Regions from separate parts of the Mus musculus genome. Here region 1 is linked to region 2. A link is a loop called in an ENCODE intact Hi-C map of the cell type or tissue named here. Cell type or tissue: heart. All regions are shown on one strand.

Region 1 (8,000 bases), 180 kb before region 2:
ACTCTACACAAGAAGTAGAGGCAAGAGGACCAAAAGCTCATGGGGGGGGGGGGAGGCTAAATGCTGTGCATGGTAGTTCATACCTTTAATCCCAGTAGTCAGGAGGCAGAGGCAGGCAGTTTTCTGTGAGTCAGAGACCACTCTGGTCTATGTAATGAGTTCCAGGACAGCCAGGAATGAGTAAAGAGACCCTGTCTCAACCAAAAATTTCTCTGAAAAAGTGTCTCACTGAGGAAAGACAGTCTTGAGAACTGAAGGAGTTCAAGGTCTCCATGGGACTGGAGCAGACACCAGGAATGAGGGAGCTCTGGGACAGGAGCTTGCCCAACTTGCATAAGACCCAGGATGCCATTCCCAGCTCCGTGTGTGTGTGTGGGGGGGCGGTGGACAAAACCAATCTATCTGTACTCATGAATACAACTTCAAATGGGTCACGTACCTAAATTAGAAGATAACACCATTTACATTTGCTTCGGTAAACTCCAGTTGCCTAGTGAACATCTCCTGCTTGCCTGCTGCCCAAAGCTCTTGGCTGTGGACTGGAAAACTTGGGTGTGGCCCATTTCCATCATCTTCAGGAGTCCTATGGCAGTCCACATGCCTCCTTATCGCTGAACAGAAGTCCTGCGACAATTAGCTGATCAAAAGGAGAGGTTTATCTTGGGCGATAGTGACTTGGCCTTATTGCTTTGGGTCTGTAGTGAGGCAGAGGGCCACGGCAGGAGCTGGTAGAACAACACAGCTGCTCAGGCTACAGTCAGGAAGCAAAAGGAACCAGGAAAATGCTGGATAGAACAGCTCCCTTCAAGGTCAAGGTGTGCACTTGGTAACCTAAAGATTTCCCACTAGGTCCCACCCTTTATAAATACCATCAACAGCTATGAATAGTGGTACACACCAGCACTTGGGAGGCAAAGGCAGTTGGATGTCTGTGAGTTTGAGGCCATCCTGGTCTACAAAGTGAGTTCCAGGACAGCCAGGGCTACACAGAAAAACCCTGTCTCAAGGGAAAAAAAAGTGCCACCACTCTTTGTAATACCACACTGGGAACAAAGCCTTCAGAACATGGGCCTTCAGGGGACATTCAACATCCAAACTTTTGTACTAAGTTCTGGGATTTTAAAAAGAGTCCTCATCTTCCCAAATAGGATGCCAAAGGCAAGAGTCCTTCCTTTAGGCAGGCATTAAGGATCCAGGAAGCAAAGTCTCCAAAAGAGAGAATTATCAGTCTGGGCACCAAAATGTACCATTAAATGAACCGCAAAGCAAGCCATGCCTGGTGGAAAATATTCATCCAGGGCATGGGCATGTATTCAGAATACCTAAACAACCGTCATAGCTTAAGACTAAGAAAATGGGATGCCCAATTTTTAATTTTTTTATTTTTGGTTTTTCAAGACAGGGTTTCTCTGTGTAGCCCTGGTTGTCCTGGAACTCACTTTGTAGACCAGGCTTGCCTCGAACTCAGAAATCCACCTGCCTCTGCCTCCCAAGTGCTGGGATTAAAGGCGTGCACCACCACGCCTGGCTGGATGCTCAATTTTTAAAATACGAAACAACTGGGCCATCAAAGGGGTTAAAGACACTTGTTACCTCGCTTGGCAAATTGAGCCAGATTCCTGGGACCCACACAGAGGTGCTGACTCCTGCAAATTGTCTGCTGACTTGTGTGTGTGTGTGTGTGTGATTGCAAGCATGCACACACACTAGACAAATGTAATAAAAGTAAAATATGTAAGGTCTGAACAGTTGAGTCCTAAGCGTGTGAAAGTGTGTCTAATATTGTTCCTCACCAATCAACATGTGCCCTCAAGAATACTTAAAACCAGACAGTGCTAAGTGCTGGCGACAACACGCAGCAATCACGGGTGGCAAGGGGCACGTCTGTTCTGGAAAAGTCAAGTGTGTCCAACTCTCTGTCCCCCTTCTCAGGAGGAGCAAAGCATGTTCCTACAAGGCTCATGCACTTTTATTCAAAACTGCTCACAACTAACAGCAACCCAGACATGCAGCAGGACCTAAGGGACAATCCCATGGCCTCTGTGGTGACACAGGCTTTGGGTGACTCTTCAAAATTATAGTGTTGTTGATATAGTGTTGCCCAGGGCAAGAGTCCCTGCTGTGTGCCCTGTCCAATGGCAAGGCTCTCTTCTGCCAGGAAGCCTGTGGCTAGCAGAGGATACTGGGTAGGGCTGGGCTCTTGGGTTACGTGTGAACTCTCTTGACAGGCAGAATGTGGTCATTAGGTACAGCCACCTTAATCACATGACTGAGTGTTTCTTACTTGTGAATTGCACCTCAATAAAGATGGTTTTTCTGTTCTGCCATGCATGGGTGAGAGGCCTGGGGTGGGAGAGATTGCAAGCTCCTAACTGCCCTACTGGGAGTCAGGCCAATGCAGCTAGGAGGGAGACAGCAGCGGGAAGCTGGGCCCCAGGAGGCCCGGGTGGGAGGAAACATGGCCAGCTGGGTAGTAGGACATTGGCCTTTGGATACAGGCGGTACGCAATGTCCTAGAGCTAAGAGGTAGTGTTCACGTGTAGCATGTTTCAATCACACTTATTCCTCTATAAATAATACAGCTCAAGAATGATTAATGATTAACTTTCCTCGGCGTGTTCTTGGGTGAGATGCGTCGGTGCGTGTGTTATGAACTCGCACCCATTCATTGGTCTATGGATAGGTTGCTGTTTTGGGTTCATTTCCATGACTCAATCAGAAGACTGATTAGAATATTTTCAGGGCTGTGATTTTTTTTTTCTCTCTCTCTCCCCGAGTGCACATGCCTGGACAAATGTATGTGCAGGTGTTCCAGATGTTGACACTGGTTATTTTTCTATACCTCTCTCCACCTTAAAAAAAAAATCACAGAGGCAGAGTCTGCAGGACAAGATCAGTTAAAATAGTCAGAATATGGGCCAGTTTACCTAGAAAGAACCAGATACTCAAAGAGAAAAGTAGAAGTCTACAATGTCCCAAACCTGTTACATATGGCTGTGGTTGGGGGGAATGTTGCGATCAGGCAGGGGTTGGTGACATCCTCTAGTCTCTCATGCCACCGGTGTCCAGTTGAGTGCCAGACATCTTGACCCACTTCATAGCAGCCATCGTTGCTGCTGTGCATGGCCCAGCTCAGAGGCTGACAACCGACCAAGTGAGCTCTTCCTGAGCCCCATGGAGCCGAGGATAGGATGAGGGAGCTTGTCTGCTGCTCGGGGCTGTACTGGGTCCTGCACACTCTTCCTTCCCCTCCCGTTGAGTTCCAGTGCCACGAGTATTTCGTTCCTGGAACCCGAGGGTCTGTTTCACAGCTCTCTGGATTCCCGGAATGCATGCAGTCTTTGGAAGGCAGAGAGGGGTCGCGTACTGGGCATCGCTGTACAAAGAACTCTCTGATCTCAGTTTTTATGTCTCTCCAGGATGGCAGGAAGCACACCGTTCACTGATAGGCTGCATGTATTGTTGAGATAATAAAACCCAATGGAACTGGATGGCTGCCGGTGCAGGGAGGTGTACCATTCTGCCACTAGGGGGCAGTGTAGTCACACAGTGACTTCAGGGCACAAGAGGGGTCGGTCTTACTGGGTCAGATTAGGCACAATGGAGCAGAGAGATAACACCTCCCCCAGTTCAGGTGAGGATAGTCCCAAGAGACCTACCTCTGGCTTCCAATCCCAGGATGCCGCTGTCCTGAGACTCCTGGGAGGAGGGACATCATCACTACCATCCACAGTGGCATACAGGAAGTACTTGGCTCAAAATTAAGAGGTAGAACCAAGGTCTTGGCCTGAGACTGTCCTTCACTCGGAATGGTCCATGGGGCCCTTAGACAGAAGGAACCAGCGGTTCATCCTTGTTGTTGCTAGCAGGAAGACATTTCAGGAGACAAAGGGCGTTGAGTCTCTTTTACATTGGCCTGGGATACATACAGCTCCTTACCTCCCAGCAAACCCAAGGTATAGATTCCTCAAATTCAAAATGTGTGTGTGCAGAACACTCTAACATAGCCCCCCACCACCAACCTCCTAAACCTGCCTTGCCCTATCCAAAGATGGATCTGAGGGTGAGAGGAAGCCTTGGTTGGCCCTTAGCTTGAGATCAGTGCAGCTTCTGTCCCTTAACATGGCCCTGCTGGATCTGGTGGCTAGCAGGCTGTGGAGGCCTTCCCTAGAGGGTGTCTCTTCCCCAGAAGGGCCTGGGAAGCTAGTGTGTCCTACACAATGAGCTCTATCAGGTCCTTCCTGATGTGGCTGCTCAGGGGTGAGGGCTAAGACAGTGGTTCTCAATCTGTGGGTCACGACCCCTCTGGCCAACCTCTGTCTCCAAAAATATTTACATTACGATTCATAACAGTAGCAAAATTACAGTTATGAAGCAGCAACAAAAGTAACTTTATGGTTATGGGAGGGGGTGTCTTCACAATGGGAGGAGCTGTATTAAAGGGTCACAGCATTAAGAAGGTTGAGGATCGCTGTTCTAAGGAGACCAGTTGGTACACATCTCCAGGCATCAAGAGTGCACAGTGAATACATTTAAGGCTGCATCCTTGGCCAACCTGAGAGAATTCCCAGGTGTCAAGTCCCAGTGGACTAAGAGCAGGGTGGTCCTTGGCCTCACAGCTGGCCCCCATCCCACCCTAACCCAGGCCAGTCTGTTGTTACATTTATTCTTAATGAATGGTAAAACATATATAACATGAAATTTGCCATTTGAATCATTTTCAGGTAACCGGACAAACAGCAGAGTCCTTCACATGGCTATACAGTCATAGCCGCCATTTCTAGACTACCCCCATCACCTTGCACTGAAGCTCTGCCCCTATTAAAACACTGACAATCTCTCCACTTTCCAGCCCCTACAGACACCTCTCTGCTTTCTGTGTCAGTGGTTTGATGACAGCAGGAACCTGACGAACAAAATCGATGGTGCCTTTCCTGCGACTGGCTTGTTTCACTTAGCACAATGCCTTCAAGATCCTGGCATGCTGTATAGCATACACCAGAATGCTTTTCCTTTGAAAGGATGAGTAAGACTCCATTGTGTGCATGGGTCTCTTTCCCTTTGCCTATCACCCATGATGGATGCTTGAGTGCCACCTGCTTCTGGCTATTGCTAATAGCACTAAGTATGATTTTTCTCCTATTGCCTTTGATGAATTGATAAGAATTGCCCTAGCGTGAGTTTGCTTTCTGAGTTCTGTCTCAATTTGGCCAACTCTAACACTGTATGTTGATCCTATTCTTTTTTTTCCTAGTGAAAACTGAGAATCGGCAACAATTCCTCTGCCTCCTCCTCTCCCTGGGGGTTACCTGTTAGCTGACAATGTTTACAGATCCAGTTTCCTATTTCCAAAATACTGTCTCCTTTTATTTTGCTAGTATTTCTAAGCAACGCTTCCTCACGCTGCACCTCGGGAACTTGAGTTTTCTCTAGTTGTTTTTCCTGAAATTCAAGGTCGATATAGAGCCCTGTCAAAGTCTGGTGCTGTGTCCCGGGCTCAGCCTCTTTCTATGGGGCAGAGGAGCTGGGGTTAGACGGGCTCCAAGGCTACAAAAGGCAGAACAGCTGCAGAAACCACACTTCCCTGAGATACCTGGTCCCCTGCTTCCTGTTTTGGCTGGACTGAGATCTGAGGTGGAGGATGTATGACCAAGAATACCCCCTCCTGGTGGATGGGGTAGGCTCTCCTTTCTGCTTTGCCCATGTATAATAAGTGTCTCTAGGTGTCCCTGCTTTTGGCGGTCCCGCAATGCCAGCTTGAGGCACACCCCCAGCTGGCAGGGTCACATCTCTAGTAGACAGAGCTGGAAATCTATTGTCACAGAAGTGAAGTGACATCAGTCCAGGGCACTGACTCCAGACCTAGAGGTTTTTCTCACCATTCTTTGTCCTCTGAGCCCCCAGGTCTAAGACATCTGGGGAAGGGCGGGGAACAGGAGGGGATGGTAATGAGGAGGCAGGGCAGGGCCAGTCCTTGCACTTTGCCTCAGCATCCTGGCTCCCCAATATTTTGGGGGGGGGGAGAGTAGAGGAGATGAGGGAGTGACAAAGGTATTGGGGAATCTCTCTGAATTTCATCTCTTCGGTGGGCAGGCATCCAGGATCAACCTTTCAAAGGTCATGGTAAAAGCCCCAAAGCATAAAGGTGGGAGGAGTTTTACAGAGCTGGGAAGAAGGACCAGGGACTTGGGGAGCCAGGAGAAGTGCCCTTCAGACTCCAAGGATCCTGTGGAAAGAGTAGGGAGTGATAGACATATTATGTCATATAGGCAGAAGCCTTTAGGACCCAGTCCACGTGATCAAAGCATCACACGAGCATCCTCAGGTGGGAATGGAAGCTGACAGCCATATTGCAGGCAGCCAGCAAGGGGCATAGGCCTTGTGAAGGAATCAGGCCCTGACTGCCACCTCCCAGCATCTTCCATGTCCGTGTTATTTCCAACTGGTAAAGGGGAGTCTTCCGTCTGAAATTCTTGGGTGTAAAGCCCGAGTTTTTACTAATTAAGAGTTTACAATTAGTTAAAACTAATTAAAATGGATTAAATTTGTACTAATTAAAACTAATTGAATTCTCGAAATGCTGCACTAAGACTAAACCAAGCAGTGCCCAGCCTCCTGCTGTTGGAAGTACAGGAGTTTGGAGGATGTAGCAGTGGGGACCTCAGGGACAGTGGTGATGACTTGGGTGAGGGTGGCTATGGGGGTGGGTTGTCCTTGCTGGGCTATCTGCCAATCCTGATACCACATGGGCACACCCAGATGGGAATACAAGCCTCGAGCTTGCTTTGTGACTGGGTTTGGAATCTTGACTTAGTCACCTCCAGTTGCTGAGTGCTTCTGATTTTTCCCCAGGGGAGAAGGAAGTACTTGCTTCCATTGTCACAGTGTTGGGGACTCCTGAGATCCCTGGGGAGTTGAAAGGATCTCCAGAAGAGATGGGTAGGAAAGCCCACTAGGACTCATTCAGCAAAGGCTACCAGGTGGAGGAGCCATGCTCTGGTGAGTGTCATACTGGGGTGGGGATGGGGCGCACTGGACTTGAGGTGAGGGTGGAGGCCGGTTTCTTAGCCTGGATGTCTGCAGGGCTGCAGATCGTGGTACCCCCAGAGTGAAGCAGAGCATTGCTGGACGAGAGAGGGAACTAATGGAACAGCACGTGTAAATGCAACAGCTGGCAGAGGCCCAGAACACACACGTAGAAAGGCAAAGGTTAAAGTACTGAGAGATGAAACATAGAAACAGATCAGGTATGAGGAAGCTGCTGAAATAAACAGAGGATACGTGCAGGCCTCGGAAGCGCCCTCTGCAGTCAATATTCATATCCCAAGGATGGGTAGAGACAGCCCACAAGGCTGCTGCAGAAGGAGGTGAGCAGACTTCCAATTGGTCAGAGTAAAGAACGACCCTCCAGTGCACCTCTAGAAGTAGGTGAATAGTAGGAGTAGGCGACTAGCAATGGGAGTGTGCTGTGTGTGTGTGTTCGTGTGTCCTCAGGTCAGTGAATAATAAGAGGGGACACAGAAACACATATGCATGCACACACATACACACACATGTGTGTGCACACAGACACACACATGCATGTGCACACAGATACACACACATGTACACACATGTACACACACATGCACATATGTATGCACACACACATACATGCACTCATACATGCATGTGCACACACACACACACACACACACATACACTGGAAACAAGGGTAGCTTCCAGAGTTTAAAAGATATGTTGTTTGGACGTGATCTTATTATATAGCCCAGGCTGGCCATGAACTCATGATCATCTTCCTGCCTCCCCCTTCTAAGTGCCAGAATTATAGGTGTGAGTCATCATGGTTAGATTTTTTTCCAGGTCAATTCTAAGGTCTTTGTTCTATTAAATGCATAGTTTGTTTGCATAACTCAAAAGAAGTCTTCTCCTGCTCATACACTGTACCTAGTCTGGAGCCACTTTCCCATCTGTAGCTCCCATTCAAAGGAGCACGAGGT
Region 2 (8,000 bases):
TTTTTATCTCTGTCTAGAATTTATTTTGATGACCCTCCAGTTCAGAACTCAAGCTAGAAAACAGCTCTTGCTCTAAGCATTTCCAGTAGCAAGCACTCCCTGCGCCCACATTATTGTTCCACAAAGTGACCGTGGGCCGGAAGGGAGGAGGAAAGGGCCTGGCAGCAAAGAGGGCTCACTGGGTCAGAGTGGCTCTTGTTCCGAACCACACGACCCTCCCTCCTGCCTTTTAAGTGATGTTAGAAGGTCTTTAGAGAGAGGGAATGAGAAAGTGAAATTCAGAAATGTTTTGAACTAGATGAAAATTAAATCACAGTGATATGAATCAGTAAAGTATAAGGAAAGATTGAAAACAAGGTGACTTCTTAGAGAAGAAAATTAGGCTGTCTGACAGAGAGGGGAGAGGAGAGCAGACCAGGTTCCAGTTATCTTGAAGGGCACACTTGCAGTGAGCTAACATCTTTTTACTAGGTAGCAAGCACTTCCTAAAGCTTCCGACACCTCCCAGTAGAACCACAGGCTGCCAGTCTAGCCTTTGGCATCCAGGCCTCAGGCGGACATTTAAGATTAAAAATTGTAAGCAGACAAAAACTACCCAAAAGTCACAAAGCTAAGAGATCATTATAGAAAGAGTTTGAGATATAAGATTAATATGCAAAAATAAGTCAAAGTACTATATGCTAGTAATAAACAAGCAGAATTGAAATTAGAATCTAATACCACTTTAGCAGGACCCCCCAATACTTAAGCAAACACACACACATGCATACACTACACACAAAATCTATATGTGGCCAACTGTTAGAAAAAACTGATAACTGAATCAAAGAAAAATTAACTACATGGAAAGATATTCCATATTCAAGGATTGGATTCAATATTGTGATAATGTCACTTTGTCATGACTTGATGTAGAGTCACCCCAATAAAATAAATATGTTTAGTAGTTCTATTTTGGACACTGACAAAGTGGTTCTGAAGTTTATTTAGGGAAAGAACTGACCCAGAGCAGTCCAGTGGAGGAAAGAGGAACACAGCAAAATGATGTTACTGACTTCAAAACATTCTCTAAAACGTGATGACAGAGCTCAGCAGAAAGAGATCACCACCAGGGTCAATGGAGAGATCGCCCACCCCCAGGCTCAACAGAGGTCGCTACCAAGCCTGATGACCAGAGTTCAATCACCAGGACCCACATGGAGAGAGGAGAGATGTAATTCCCACAAGTTTTCTGACCTATGCATATGTGCCTTGATATGAGTGTGTACACATTTCCACACTCGTGTGTGTGCACACACACTAATCAATAAATGGAATTAAAGACTTTAAACTACAGTAATGATGATAATAATTGTGTTGGTAAAAGAATAGACAAGTTCATAACTGAGAAGATCTCAGCAGTAAGTCACATGGATATAGTCAGCTGATCTTTGGTGCACTTAGGCAAGACAGCAGCTGGGAAACTCTGGCATCTACAGGCCCCTCCGTCCAAAAGACAGCAACTCAAAATGGACCTAATGTAAAACACAAAACTAAACTGGAACATATAGGAGAAAATCAAGATGGCTTTTAGTTTTCCTGAGAGGATGTTAAAGTATCAATTTATGGGGGGAAAGAAGTGGTTAATTTTGGTAGAAGTTTTCTGCTTTATAGAATATGATTCTGTTAGGAGAGTGAAAAACTGAGCCCCGGACTGAAATATTTATAAAAAAATGGCTGTTACAGGACTATGACGGAAAACACAGGGAAAACTTCTTCAATTCAGTTACTGCACCAGAAAGGATACTTATGTAGCCAATATATGAAAGAGATTTCCCACATTATATCTCATTAGGGAAATTAAATTAAATTAAAATGAGATATCACTACACAGCTACCAGAATAGCCAAAGTACATAACATTGACAATATCACACATTGGCAGAAGTATGGAGCACTGAGAATTCATATTCATTCATTCATTCATTCATTCATTCATTCATTCTCTCTTCCTCTCTCTCTCCTTCCCCATCCTTCTTCCTGTCTCCCTTCCTCTGTTCTCCACAGTGAGAAACAAAATTTCATAGTCATTTATGAAGGAAGACTTTATTATTTGTCACTTATGAAGAAGAGTTTCTTGCAAATGGCAATTGTATTTTACAACGCTACCATTAGGCTCCTGGATATCAACCCAAATGAGCTAAGTTATGCCCGTCTAGAAGTCTGTACATGAGCTAAGCTATGCCCGTCCAGAAGTCTGTACATGAGCTAAGTTATGCCCGTCCAGAAATCTGTACATGAGCTAAGGTATGCCCATCCAGAAGTCTGCACATGAGCTAAGCTATGCCCGTCCAGAAGTCTGTACATGGATGTGCAGCAGCCTCACTCATAACGGCCAAAAGTGTAAATGCAACAAGAGTGAATTCAATGAGTGAAGCCATAGGGAACTATGGTACATTCAGACGATATGGTTCGTTTTTCAGTGTTAGAGAGAACTGAGCTGCCAATCATTCAAAGACATGAAGAAATCATACTTAGTACCGAGTGAAAGAATATGCCAAGAACTGTATGATCCAACCGCGTGCTGTTTTAGAAAAAGCACAGCTACAGACACAGAACAAATGTGAGTGATTGCCAAGAGGTTGAGGTTGGGAAGGATGCGTGCGCAGATTACGGAGATGTTTTTAGTGCCGTGAAATTAGTCTATGTGGTACTGCAATCGTGGGTACACATCATTATACCTTCTCCCGAAGTTGAATAATATACAACAGGCATAAATCCTGATGGAGAATGTATTTCCAAAGGGAACGATATATCATAGTTGGTGATAGCAAGGGTCCTCTGGTGGGAGGTGTTGATAATGGAGGGGCTGTGAGTGTATAAGAGGATACATGGGTACCAGTCTCTTGTGAGGCCAAAACTAATCTTTGAAAGTCTGTTAAAGACAGCGAGTGGTGGTGGCGCACAACTTTAATCTCAGCACTCAGGAGGCAGTGGCAGGTGGATCTCTGAGTTTGAAGCTAGCCTGCTCTACAGAGCGAGTTCCTGGGGAGCCAGAACTACACAGAGAAAATCTGTCTCAGAAAGGAAGAGAGGGAGGGAGGGAGGGAGGGAGGGAGGGAGGGAGGGAGGGAGGGAGGGAGGGAGGGAGGAGAAAAAGAGACGGGGGAGTCTATCAGAAATTAACAAAAGCAGCTGGGCAGTGGTGGTACACACCATTAATCCCAGCACTTGGGAGGCAGAGGCAGGCAGATTTCTGAGTTCAAGGACAGCCTGGTCTACAAAGTGAGTTCCAGGACAGCCTGGGCTACACAGAGAAACCCTGTCTCGGAAAAAAAAAAAAAACAAAAAACAAACAACAACAACAAAATTAACAAAAGCAATCATATTTCCTGAACACTGTACTGGGACAGCAAGGAGGGCTCCCTTATCTCCGAGGGAGGCCATGATTTTGTTAGTTTTCCCACGAAGAGAGACTGTTCTGGATGTTGTTCACTGGTGAGGCCAAGAGGCTGACCCATGCATGCACTTTCTCACCCGTACTGACACAGCAGAGACTGCATCTGGCTCAGTGCTTCCAATGGCACCGGCACTTGGATGTTGGCTGGGTGGATGGGTGTGTCATTGACCTGTCCATCCATTTACAGTAGAAATAGCGTGGGCTTGTCAAGGGGTTAAGTTCCCTTGTCTCTGTGACTTTAAGTCCCCAACGGCAGGCTGACGCTGCGGTTCTTCCAGGGGCTATTTGTCTGGAGTGGGTGTGGTCCTCAGAGATCCTACCTGACCTTTCCTGTCCAAGACCAAGGAAGAAACCAAAGTGCGTGGTTCTGGTGCCTGGCAAGTGTCTCCACCCCAGTGTTATGATTATTTGTGGGTGGAAATGTCCAGCTGTTACATGACAGCACCATGGCCTTGTGAAGCAGCCTGGGGCAAGAGTTCCACTGGTCACATCAGTTGGGGTTCATGATCGTGTTTAGGTCCCCTGAAATGGGCGTCTAGCAGTCGCTGCAGACCAACATTGACTGCTTTCTGCTTTCTGCTTTAGGCCCCTTTAGGCAAGGACTGAGAGAATGTTCCTTACACATTGTAAGATCTTCTTCCATGGAACCCAGAATCCCTCTCAGTTCCCCTTTCAATTGTGGGCTTTGCTCAGCAAGCATCTTGGACCTACAGCCTGAACCATACATTTCCAGCAGTCATTGTCATAAATGTCTAAGCCTTGAGGGTACCACGGCCACAGGGACAACATACCCTGCTGACCCAGGCAGGGCTGACTATCAGAAAACTGTACCCACTATTCCACATTCCATTTTGCCACTTCGGTCTTTGATGCTTTGGAACCCCACCCCCACCCAAATAGCAAGACTGGGCCTTGGTGCTGCCTACAGTGAAAGTGAATGGTGTCACAGAAAGGCGTCATTGATCCGGGAAAGTGGTAACAGGCCATGGGCACTGACTGAAGTCACGCAAACACTGTGACACCTTGTTGAGATGAATTAGGCCAGCACACACTTTCTAGACTAGCCTGGAAGGAAACAGTTTCAGTTCTGTAGCGTGGTTCACTTCTGCCCTGGGAGCTAGAAATAGCTGTGGGCGATAAAGTATGGGAATGTGGGTGATTCCTGTTCACATTAGAATTATAGAGGCAGGTGCTGTGAGGGCTCAGTGCTGGGCTGTAGCCAAAGCCCAGGGCATAGTTTTGACTTTGAGGAAAGGGAGATTGCTGTGCGTGAGCAGGCCATGGTGCTCTGCTGCCACCTAGTGGCACTGATTCCACATACGCAATGACTCCTGGTATTTTTATAGTTTGCGCTTCATCAGCAAGGGTTATGAGCATGTGTTTCTGGAGTTGTTAAGTATGGAAGTCCTGCTGACCACAGCACCCAGACTACAGTAGCCAGCCTTCTTTGGGGAGGCTGGGGCTGCATCTGGGGTTAGCACCCTCACGTGCAGGGCACAGATCGGGCCTACGGCTGTGAGCTGTGTAGAGAGCCCTTAGTATATTTCATCCATCAGCTCATGGTCAGAGCTAGCATGCCTGAAGCTACATCTCTGCCGGCTTGAGTTTTTCATGTTTCTGAGGTAGAATTGCTTCTTCAGTGTGTGCTTCGTTAGTTGTGTCCCTGAACAGGCTTCCTCCTCTCTTTGCTGCGCTCTAAGCTAGACCTCGTCCCTGGAGTAAGCAAGAGGAAAGTTTGCTCAGTTAAAGTTCGTTCCTTGGATGGCTTCTGCTGGAAATCATCGTCTGTTGTAAAAGGACCAGTCATTATTCATAGCTCATAGGACGCAGCTCTTGAAATTCTCCTACCAAGGCTGGCTCACAAAGACCCTCATGGCCACATGGCCCAGGCTCATCATTGGTCCCTGGTCTCACACATGCTGGGGTCTGCAGCCCTGTGCTTGCTGCCCTTTTCTGAGTCCCCTCAGGACTCATTACTGCCAGCAGGTACCCCCATAACCACACAAGCACTTCTACTCCCTGAGCATCTCGTCCTGTTGAGACTCCCACCCAGGCATGGCTGGGAAAATCCAGAGGTAGTGGGTAAAGCCAGCTGGTTGCTGGTTCCCTTATAATGGAAGAGCCCCTCCGTGAACTGGGATGGGAAGGGCTTCATCATTAGACTGTATGGCCAAGTTGTGTTGATTCCAAATGTGCCATGCGTGGTAGGCAGATCCAAGGAATATGGCTGCCTGTGCTTATTTGGCCCCACCTTTTCTTCCAGCCTGTGGGTAGACTCTGGGGCAAGGGGACATGGGATGAGGTTGTGGATCTTCATATTCTATTCTGAGATGGAAAACATTTCGGGGTTCCTAGGGAGAAAGAAGGCCACACATATCTTTGCTCAGAGCTTGTGAGTTGTGCCTAATTTACCACCTCAGCTTCTGGCCAGCCATGACCTTCCTACCATAGCTCTCGCCCCGTGAGCCCCTTTCTCACCAGCCTGTCCACATTTCCTCCACACTTGAGATTATCTCTGGGCTTTTTGCAGTATACAGTCAAACCTGGCATGCTGAAAGCATCAGATAGTTTGCTAGACATTCATAGTAAGCAGCCAGGCCACCTGAAGCTACATGTGCGTCTTACAGTGCTTCCTCACTAAAAACCCATGTACGAAAAGAAACTCCAGAAAATTCTTGTTGCTTTGGTGCCTGCTGATGACCCTCTCTGCCAGCTCAGATGCCCTAGGCCTTTGCAGTGTGAAATTCACCCTCCTGCCTGTCCTAGAAGCTGCTCTGTTTGCCACACATAACAAAGGGGAAGCCTGCTTTAACTTTCTGCAAACTGGAAGGTGGTGGTCCAGACCCTGTTTCACCAGGTTATGGTAACTGGCAACAGCTTTAGCTCTTGCCTGCCAACCTTACAGCCACAGCCCAGTGCCCTGCCCGCATCTTTGGACCCCAGTGTTTCAAGAGATTTTCTCAAAGAATGTGAGCCAGTAGCTGCAGGTACCATCCTGAGCCCTGGGCAACAGGAGGCTACCTTCACCTGATGTTTCCAGGGCCCCCACGGAGGTCCTATGACCTGTATCCTGATTTAGATGAGGTCTGTGCTGAGACAGTGACCACTCCGTCACACCCATAGCCGCAGCACAGCAGCATCTGAGCAGATGCACACCCCGGGCTGCACATCTGGGCCCTGCAGGCCTAAGTATCATGCGTGCTGACTCCTTAGAGGAGTTCTGGCTCCCTTCTCTGCCTCTAGAGCCCCTCTCTAGAAAGCTCTTGAACACACAGCTTGACAGAAGCCTCTGATGGCACCAAGCCGTATTGGTATACTATATATAAAGACAGAAGCTGAACTTATGAACAGTAAGCTCATTTACAGGGAGACAGGAGTCCTAAGTGAGTCTTAGAGAATATGATGCTGGAAAGGCTGCACCATGGTGTGTGTGTGTGTGCGTGTGTGTAATGTATAAAACTTGTATATATGCATGTATATGCATGCATGAATGTATGTATGTTCATGTGTTCTCCACCTATCCTTTAAATGGACTTTTAATGATTGAGGAGCTATTCTCTGAACAGTTTCCCGAGTTAGAGGAGCAGGCCATCCTGGGACAGCCAAAAGGCTTGCTCAGTTTGTCCCTCTCTGCCCAAACCGTGAAATAGCGGACTCTTCTCTAATAAAGTACTTGTCTTTTGTTATTTATGGAAGACATACTCTTAATGAGAGAGAATCCTTACCAGTAAGTAGTTGGGGAATTAATCAAGATAATGGCATCAGCTAACATGATGCTGAACATAATTCAGAATTAGGCTTTTTCCCCAATGGGAGAGGAATCAAAGGAATGGACTCAGCCTCTGCTTTGTTCCTGTTATATACAAATAAGCAGCCCTCACCTTCTCCCCTCTCCTGGCCCAGGCAGCTCCCCAGCTCAGCAGCAGCCTCTCTATAGTACCCCAGTGCAGGCATCCCTACCCAGCCTCTGCAGCAGCAGCAGCTGTTTTCCTCTGGAGTCCATCCTGCTCTCCTTGATGTCCATCCTTCCTGGCCCCATTTTAAAAAAAGGTCTTCTGAAGGCTTTGTAGCAAGGCTGGTCTAATGACCTAACCCTGGCTCACCAAGGCTGTGGCCATGTCCCAAGGCTTGCCAAATTGACTGTTTAGAAACCCAGCCTCATGAGTCCTTGCCCAGTATAATAATTCCAGCATTCCTGGGGGCCTTCACAGGCACTATGACAGAATGATGGTACCAAGGGTGTGCTCACTGCAGCCCTCTGGTCTCATCCTATTGGTATCCACGTCATAGCTCCTAGATACTTTTGGTGCCTGATGTTTGTTTGGCCCTGCAAACCCTACCATGGACCCCAGTCACACAGCTAAAAGAACTATGGTGAGGTGTAAGCTCCACTTTCCTGATGAGGAAGGATGCAGGTTACCCCCTCCCATCTGTGTTTCCTGTCCTCAAGTCTGTGGCCCTCAAGGCTACAGAGAACAGAGTTCTCTGCAGAGATAAGGGGAAAGTTGCAAACTCTTTGAGAGGTTTTATTTTCTATTTTAACAAATTTGTCAACACTGTCA

Evidence for each region. Hi-C counts contacts between places; a loop is a spot of excess contacts. Peaks named below come from ENCODE experiments on the same cell type or tissue, not always from the same donor. Only the 100,000 strongest peaks of a DNase experiment are listed, where the experiment ranks them.
Region 1: it touches region 2 in a loop (8-fold over the local background); 41 of 42 quality-filtered maps call a loop at or near these places.

Annotation. Positions count from the first base shown.
Region 1 is chr10:77,017,097-77,025,096 of GRCm38, reverse strand. Gm3137 (predicted gene, 3137) reads left to right here. Exons shown (of 4, transcript NR_152191.1): 2 at 6,853-6,999. Gm10787 (predicted gene 10787) reads right to left here. Exons shown (of 3, transcript NR_045882.1): 3 at 2,883-3,862. Among named protein-coding and RNA genes, the nearest start is that of Gm3137, 8.5 kb to the left of the region's middle. In heart, a CTCF peak has its summit at 3,523 (motif pointing right); a DNase peak (open chromatin) is centred at 3,526; H3K4me3 peaks cover 229 bases; H3K27me3 peaks cover 710 bases.
Region 2 is chr10:76,832,610-76,840,609 of GRCm38, reverse strand. The region is part of intron 2 of Pcbp3 (poly(rC) binding protein 3); the gene reads left to right. Among named protein-coding and RNA genes, the nearest start is that of Col6a1, 110 kb to the right of the region's middle. In heart, no CTCF peak of the experiment used is centred here; a DNase peak (open chromatin) is centred at 4,749.